Linked DNA regions of Homo sapiens: region 1 is linked to region 2. Evidence: read pairs that join two places in POLR2A ChIA-PET (ENCODE). Cell type or tissue: PC-9. All regions are shown on one strand.

Evidence for each region. ChIA-PET counts read pairs that join two places held together with the same protein. Peaks named below come from ENCODE experiments on the same cell type or tissue, not always from the same donor. Only the 100,000 strongest peaks of a DNase experiment are listed, where the experiment ranks them.
Region 1: POLR2A ChIA-PET joins it to region 2 with 30 read pairs; 2 of 35 experiments call an interaction of 5 or more read pairs at or near these places.

The regions. Positions count from the first base shown.
Region 1 is chr12:121,833,452-121,837,451 of GRCh38, forward strand. No RefSeq gene overlaps it. Among named protein-coding and RNA genes, the nearest start is that of TIALD, 21 kb to the right of the region's middle. In PC-9, no CTCF peak of the experiment used is centred here; no DNase peak of the experiment used is centred here.
Region 2 is chr12:122,109,332-122,113,331 of GRCh38, forward strand. The region is part of intron 1 of MLXIP (MLX interacting protein); the gene reads left to right. Among named protein-coding and RNA genes, the nearest start is that of MLXIP, 33 kb to the left of the region's middle. RefSeq lists an enhancer at 2,791-3,085. In PC-9, no CTCF peak of the experiment used is centred here; DNase peaks (open chromatin) are centred at 1,890 and 2,930; H3K27ac peaks cover 2,248 bases.

The DNA of each region.
Region 1 (4,000 bases), 280 kb before region 2:
TGGCGTCCACGGTAAATGTCTCCAAGAAGACGTAAAACCTTAGCAAAAAGCAATATGCCTGAAAAGACGCTGTACGTCACTTCCTACTGGAGAAATGTGAATTATCCCAGGATGCCGTTTCCCCCTGTCAGGTTGGCAAATATTAAAAGGTGGAGGAAACCCAATTTGAGGGAGCAGGAGGCTGGGGTACTCTCGTGTGTCATTAGGGGAAGCCAAAAATCACTGCAACCTTTAGGAGGAAAAATACCTATTAGTAATCATTATTTAAAATGCACACGGCCGGCACGGTGGCTCACGCCTGTGATCCCAGCACTTTGGGAGGCCTAGGAGGGCAGATCACCTGAGGTCAGGAGTTCGAGCTAGCCTAGCCAACATGGTAAAACCCCATCTCTATTAAAAATACAAAAAAATTAGCCGAGTGTGGTGGTGCACGCCTGTAATCCCAGATACTTGGGAGGCTGAGGTGGGAGAATCGCTTGAACCCAGAAGGTGGAGGTTGCAGGGAGCCGAGATCATGCCACTGCACTCCAGCCTGGGCGACAGAGTGAGACCTCGTCTCAAAATAAAATGATCAAATGCACACAAAAGTCTTGGCTCCGTTGTTCCACTGTGAGGAATTGAGCCTGACAGATACAGTGGGCAACAATATGAAGAAGAGTGTTCTTCGCAGCCTCATTTCTGGTATCAACGAAACGAAGGGAGAGTAAATTGTCCGTTCACAGTGGGCTGCTTTTAGGAATTGTGCATCCAGACAGGTGGACACTCCCGTAAGTGGATTCATGGGAATAGAGGGCTGAGGTCCGGGCTGAGCCAGGAAAGAGAAGGAAGTGTCTGGCCATTAATTCAATCAACCAATATTTATTGAGCACCTTGTATGTGCCAGGTACTCTTCTAGGCTCTGGGGATAGGAATGAAGGAAACATACTGTTCTTGAGGGCGAGCCAGACAAATGTGAAAAGTAAGTGCAATAGTAAGGAGGAATAAAGCTAAGAGAAGGGGGTGTAGCTGAAGGAATATACAATTTTACCTTTATTATTTATTTTAGAGACAAGGTCTAGTTCTGTCACCCAGGCTGGAGTGCAGTGGCATGATCATAGCTCACTGCAGCCTCGATCTGCTGAGCTCAATGATCCCCCCACTTCAACCTCCTAAGCTGATCAGGGCCATAGGCACACTTTACCATACCAGCTAATTTTAAAAATTTCTTTTCTTTTTTTTTTTCTTGAGACAGAGTTTTGCTCTTGTTGCCCAGGCTAGAGTGCAATGGTACAATCTCGGCTCACTGCAACCTCCACCTGCCGAGTTCAAGCAATTCTCCTGCCTCAGCTTCCTGAGTAGGGATTACAGGGATTACTAGGATTACAGGCATGTGCCACCAAGCCCAGCTAATTTTGTATTTTTAGTAGAGATGGGATTTCTCCATGTTAAGCATGCTGGTCTCGAACTCCTGACCTCAGGGGATGTGCCCTCCTCGGCCTCCCAAAGTGCTGGGATTATAGGTGTAAGCCACCGCGCCAGGGCTTTTTCTTTCTTTCTTTTCTTTCTTTCTTTCTTTCTTTCTTTCTTTCTTTCTTTCTTTTTTCTTTTTTTTTCTTTTTTTTTTTTTTTGTTGTTGTTGTTGTTGAGACAGAGTCTTGCTCTGTCACCCAGGCTTGAGTGCAGTGGTGCAATCTTGGCTCACTGCAACTTCTGCCTTCTGGGTTCAAGCCATTCTCCCACCTCAGCCTCCCGGGTAGCTGGGACTACGGGCATGTGCCACCATGCCCGGCTAAGTTTTTTGTATTTTTAGTAGAGATGGAGTTTCACCATGCTGGCCAGGCTGGTCTCCAACTCCTGACCTCAAGTGATCCGCCCGCCTTGGCCTCCCAAAGTGCTGGGATTCTAGACATGAGCCACCGTGCCCGGCCTTTTTTTCTTTCTTTTTTTTTTTTTTTGAGGCAGTCTCTCTCTGTTGCCCAGGCTGGAGTGCAATGGTATGGTCTCGGCTCACTGCAACCTCTGCCTCCCAGGTTCCCAGGTTCAAGGGATTCTCATGCCTCAGCCTCCTGAGTAGCTGGGACTATAGCTGCGCACCACCATACCCAGCTAGTTTTTTTATTATTAGAAGAGACGAAACCCTATCTCTATTTTTTATTTTATTTATTTTATTGAGACAGAGTCTCACTCTGTCGCCCAGGCTGGAGTGCAGTGGCGCAATCTCGGTTACTGCAACCTCCGCCTCCTGGGTTCAGGATATTCTCCTGCCTCAGCCTCCTGAGTAGCTGGGATTACAGGCATGTGCCATCATGCCCGGCTAATGTTTGTATTTTTAGTAGAGACGGGGTTTCACCATGTTGGCCAGGCTGGTCTCAAATGCCTAACCTCAAGTAATCTTCCCGCCTCAGCCTTTCAAAGTGCTGGGATTACAGGTGTGAGCCACCTGTATCCGGCCAATTTTTAAATTTTTATAGAAATAGGGTCTCACTATGTTTCCCAAGCTGGTCTTGAACTCCTGGGCTCAAGCAATCCTCTGGCCTCGGCCTCCCAAAGTGCCAGGATTATAGGTACGAGCCACTGCGCCTGTCTTCATCTTCTCTCTTGAACTTGCTCTCCTGTCATATTTTCTACTTTGGTCAATGACACTTCTGTTCTCTGCCTCCACCCACCGCTGCCTGCCACTGACCACCTAAGCTCAAAGGCCAGGGATCCTGGATTTAAACCTTCTCTTTCCCTCCCTTACCTACCAAATCTGATGCTTCTTCCCTATTCCTCAAATCCATCCACCTCTTCCTCTGCTCCTCAGTCCCAAGAGATAACTCCTTTCTTCATTGCCTCTATTGTATTGTGGGGGCCAAAATGGGAGCCCCTCTCCAGCTTCTCAGGAGGCTGAGGCAGGAGAAAGGATCACTTGAGGCCAGGAGTTTGAGGCCAGCCTGGGAAACATGGAGAAACCCTGTCTCTACTAAAAATACAAAAATTAGCCAGGCGTGGTGGCATATGCCTATGGTCCCAGCTATTAGGGAGGCTGAGGTAGGAGGATCGCTGAAACTGGGGAGATCAAGGCTGCAGTGAACTGTGATCATGCCACTGCTCTCCAGCCTTGGTGACAGAGACCTCAGACAGAGAGAGGGAGGTCCCAGACAGACTTGGGTTCCCTTGTGGGCAAGAGCCCCTCCCCCCAAAATAAGACTATTCATATAGCATTGACTGTGCCAGCCTCTGTTTTAAACGTCTTTGATACTAGCAACAGGGCTAGGAGGAGGGTATTATTATAATTCCCACTTAACATAGGAAACTGAAGCACTGAGAGGTCAAGTAGCTTGCCATAGGTCACACAGCTACCACGTGGCTATCTGAGAGGTGAACTCAGGCAGCCTGGCTCTCTAGTATGTTCTCAGCTAGTGGGTGTCTGCTCTGCATGCTTTATTTATTTATTTATGTATTTATGAGATGGAGTTTCGCTCTTTTTGCCCAGGCTGGAGTGCAGTGGTGCGATCTCACTGCAACCTCTGCCTCCTGGGTTCGAGTGATTCTCCTGCCTCAGCCTCCCGAGTAGCTGGGATTACAGGTGCGCACCACCAGGCCCAGCTAATTTTGTATTTTTAATAGAGATGGGGTTTCACCATGTTGGCCAGGCTGGTCTTGAACTCCCGACCTCAGGTGATCCACCCACCTTGACCTCCCAATATTTATTTTTGAGATGGAGTCTCACTCTGCCACCCAGGCTAGAGTGCAGAGGCGTGATCTCGGCTCACTGCAAGCTCCACTTCCCAGGTTCAAAGGATTCTCCTGCCTCAGCCTCCCGAGTAGCTGGGATTACAGGCACCCTCCTCCATTCCCGGCTAATTTTTGTATTTTTAGTAGAGGCGAGGTTTCACCCTGTTGGGCAGGCTGGTCTCTAACTCCTGACCTCAAGTGATCCACCTGCCTCAGCCTCCCAAAGTGCTGGGATTACAGGCATGAGCTACCGCACCTGGCCATATGTGCCCAACTTTCTAAAATGTTGACTCAAATTTGTTTG
Region 2 (4,000 bases):
GTGTTGGGATTATAGGCATGAGCCACTGTGCCCAACTACTTTTTGTATTCTTAGTAGTGATGGGGTTTTGCCATGTTGGCCAGGCTGGTCTCGAACTCCTGGCCTTAAGCGATCCACACTGGGATTACAGGTGTGAGCCACCGTGCCTGGCCCAAATTGTTGCTTTTCACAGACAGGAAAGAAATGTAGATATATGGAATGCTGACAAAGATGTAATCCGTTCATACGTCTCAGGAGAGACAGAAGGGCTGTTTGACCTCAGATGGGTTGGCTGAGGAGATTTGCAGCATGTCTGAAATACAAAAACTGTTTCTACAGCTTGCCTTCGATTTAGAGTAGGCTCCAACTCTTCTGCCCATCCCAAACTCCTTTGCTACTTGGAAGGTTAATAAGTTGACTAAAAAACACCCATGGGAAGAGGATGCAAAGGAGAGATTTAGGTTGACAACTGATTCTCAGTAGCAGATGGGAGAAAGCATCTTTAGCAGGCAAAGGGAAAATGGATTTTATTTTGGAATTTCTATTATGTGATGAGGGCAGTACAAAGTTGTTCGTATGCTTTTTTGAATCCTCTTCCTCAAATAAGCCAGAATCCTGTGGTTGCAGTGGGTGTTACAGGATCCAGCTATTCTTCCTTTTGCCGAATGGAAGTGGGTGTGACCCCAACGCATCCCTGCTCTGGGTGCCTCTCATTTTTATTCTTTAGGGCCAGGAACTCTCTTTCTGGGGAGGGATACAATTCCAGACCCTTAAAACTGAAAATAATTGGGAACAATCTTTACTGAATTATCTCTTGTCTCAAAAAGGGAAAAACCTATTTAAAGCCTATTTAGGTTTAGGGTCAGGTACGGTGGCTCACGTCTGTAATCTTAGCACATTAGGAGGCCGAGGCAGGAGGATTGCTTGAGGTCAGGAGTTCGAGATCAGCCTGGGCAGCATGGGGAGATGCTTATCTCTCTTTTTTTTATTTTTTGAGACAGAGTTTTGCTCTTGTTGCCCAGGCTGGAGTGCAATGGCGCGGTCTTGGGTCACTGCAACCTCCGCCTCCTGGGCTCAAGCAATTCTCCTGCCTCAGCCTCGTGAGTAGCTGGGATTACAGGTATGTGCCACCACGCCCGGCTAATTTTGTATTTTTAGTAGAGACAGGGTTTCTCCATGTTGGTCAGGCTGGTCTCAAACTCCCAACCTCAGGTGATCCACCCGCTTCGGCCTCCTAAAGTGCTGGGATTACAGGTGTGAGCCACTGCACCTGGCCTGGGAGACGCTTATCTTTACCAAAAAAATTAAAATTTAGCTGGGCATGGTGGTGCATGCCTGTAGTCCCAAATTCTTGGGAGGCTGAGGTGGGAGGATCACATGAACCCAGTAGTTCAAGGCTGCAGTGAGCTATGATCATGCCACTGCACTCCAGCCTGGGCAACAGAGCTAGATCCTGCTCTTCAAAAGAAAAAAAAATAAAAAAAGGGCTGGGCGCAGTGGCTCACGCCTGTAATCCCAGCACTTTGGGAGGCCAAGGTGGGCGGATCACGAGGTCAGGAGATCGAGACCATCCTGGCTAACATGGTGAAACCCCGTCTCTACTAAAAATACAAAAAATTAGCCGGGCGTGGTGGCGGGCGCCTGTAGTCCCAGCTACTCAGGAGGCTGAGGCAGGAGAATGGCGTGAACCCAGGAGGCGGAGCTTGCAGTGAGCCGAGATGGCGCCACTGCCCTCCAGCCTGGGTGACAGAGCAAGACTCTGTCTCAAAAAAAAAAAAAAAAAAGTCTATTTATAGGTCTTGGCTACCTGGCGAGTGTTACCTTATCCTTTTAAATGCATCAGACAGCTTCAGATTTCTTTGACTTGTAAGTAGGCTGTGTAGCTGGCAGTGCCTTGAAATGACTAATAGTGGTGATAATATCAAATTTGTTTTTTGTCAGTCTTCATAGGTGCTTAGAAACATTTGCAAGTATGATCTGTTTTTATTACATCTCTGGTAGCCAATTTCTAGAGTCTTGACTCCAGGTGTGTACTCTGGCTAGAGAATGCTGTTCCTTGATTTATTGCCTCTTTAAGCCAGGTGTCTGCAATTGGGTAGAGTTTTTCATTCTTTACATAAACATTTTACCTTGGTGAATATTTAAACCAACTACCAACTGAATTACCTTTTTATGAAGGTGCTAGGGAAAAGCTGTATTCTTTGGGGACAGTCATGCTTAGTACTGAATATAATGGAAACCTTTCCCTGCTGCCTGTGGCTTAGCCGTTTGGTCAGGGTGAGGGTGGCAGCTGCCATATCAGCTAGGTGGGGCTATGTCAAACACAATAAAATGAGGATAGTGCTTGTGTTTGAGTGGTATAACTGCGTGATTTGGTTTTGTTTTGCTGTTTTTTCTTTCTAAATTTCCTTTTTATATTATTTAGAAATGTTAGAAAAATATGATCAGAAATGTGAAGGAGGTTCATGAAGCAAATTATAGCAAACCAGATAGCTTTGGATTTCTCTTTTTAAGTAGGTTAAGTAGTGTAAGTAGAATAACATTCCTTAATTTGGTATGGTGATGGCCCAATTTGAAGTGGGGTGCTGCCTACATTAATTGATTTATTAAACATAATCCCAATCAACATATTAAAATAGTTTTCTTTTTTCTTTTAGAATAGTTTTATTTTGAGATTTGTCAACATGGTCATAAAGTTCACTTGAAAGAATAGTAGGCAAGAATTCTAAAATTGTTTTAAAAGATGATGGGTGCTAACCTTACTTAGATAGTAAAGTATAGCACAGAGTTGTGGTGATTAAATTAGTGTGATGGCAGCACAGGATTGGACACAGGTCAGTGGTGATGCAGGGCCCAGAACAAGCCCTGGTATAGGTGAAGATGCAACATATGTTCAGAGAAGTGTCGTAAGTCATTGTGGGAAGATGAGACAATGAGATAACTAGTTGGAATTTGTTTTTGTGAGCTGTGTAAAGAACTAAATTGATTTTCTCCCCAGATGAATCAGAGTTATGTAAAAAGTGAAATCATTAAAAATGTATGTACAGGCCGGGCGTGGTGGCTCACGCCTGTAATCCCAGCACTTTGGGAGGCCAAGGCAGGCGGATCACAAGGTCAGGAGGTCGAGACCATCCTGGCTAACACGGTGAAACCCCATCTCTACTAAAAATATATATATAAAAAAATAGCCGGACGTGGTGGTGGCGGGCGCCTGTAGTCCCAGCTACTCAGGAGGCTGAGGCAGGAGAGTGGCCTGAACCCAGGAGGCAGAGCTTGCAGTGAGCCAAGATCGTGCCACTGCACTCCAGCCTGGGCAACAGAGCGAGACTCCATCTCAAAAAAAAAAAAAAATGTGTGTACAAAACCCATAAGAAACAACATCCAGAAGTGGTCCCAAATATATGTATCTATGGGAAGGGGGTGTATGATGAAGATGGACCTTTAGTTTAATGGGGAAAGATGGATTATTTAGGAAATCTTACCTAAAGCAGGATCCCTACATCATCCCTGTACATTCATTCCACCAAATAAATCCTAGTTGGCTTTATTGAATTGAATGTAACAAGGGAAGCCGTGAAAGTTCTAGAAGGAAATAGGTAAGTGTTTTCAAAGTCTTAGGCTAGGAAAAGCCTTGTTAAGTACGACACAAAAAACAGAAGCATAAAAAAAGGACTTCTAAATTTTGACTATGTTAATGAAAATTAGTGTTTATCACAGCATTGTTTATTTGAAACAGCACGTCTGTTAATATAAATGTATGTCTGTGGGGAAATGGTTAAGTAGATTATGATAAATGTGTACAGTGAAATATTCTGTATATAAAAATAAAATAATATAAAACTTTATTGGCATAAGATGTCTGTGACATATAAGTGAAAAATGGGTTATAAAACAAACCTGTTCCTACCTATTTAAGCATTATGTTATTCATATATATATGGATTTTTTGGTTTTTTCTTTTTGTTTTGAGACAGGGTCTCACTCTGCCACGCAGGCTAGAGTACAGTGGTGAGTTCACAGT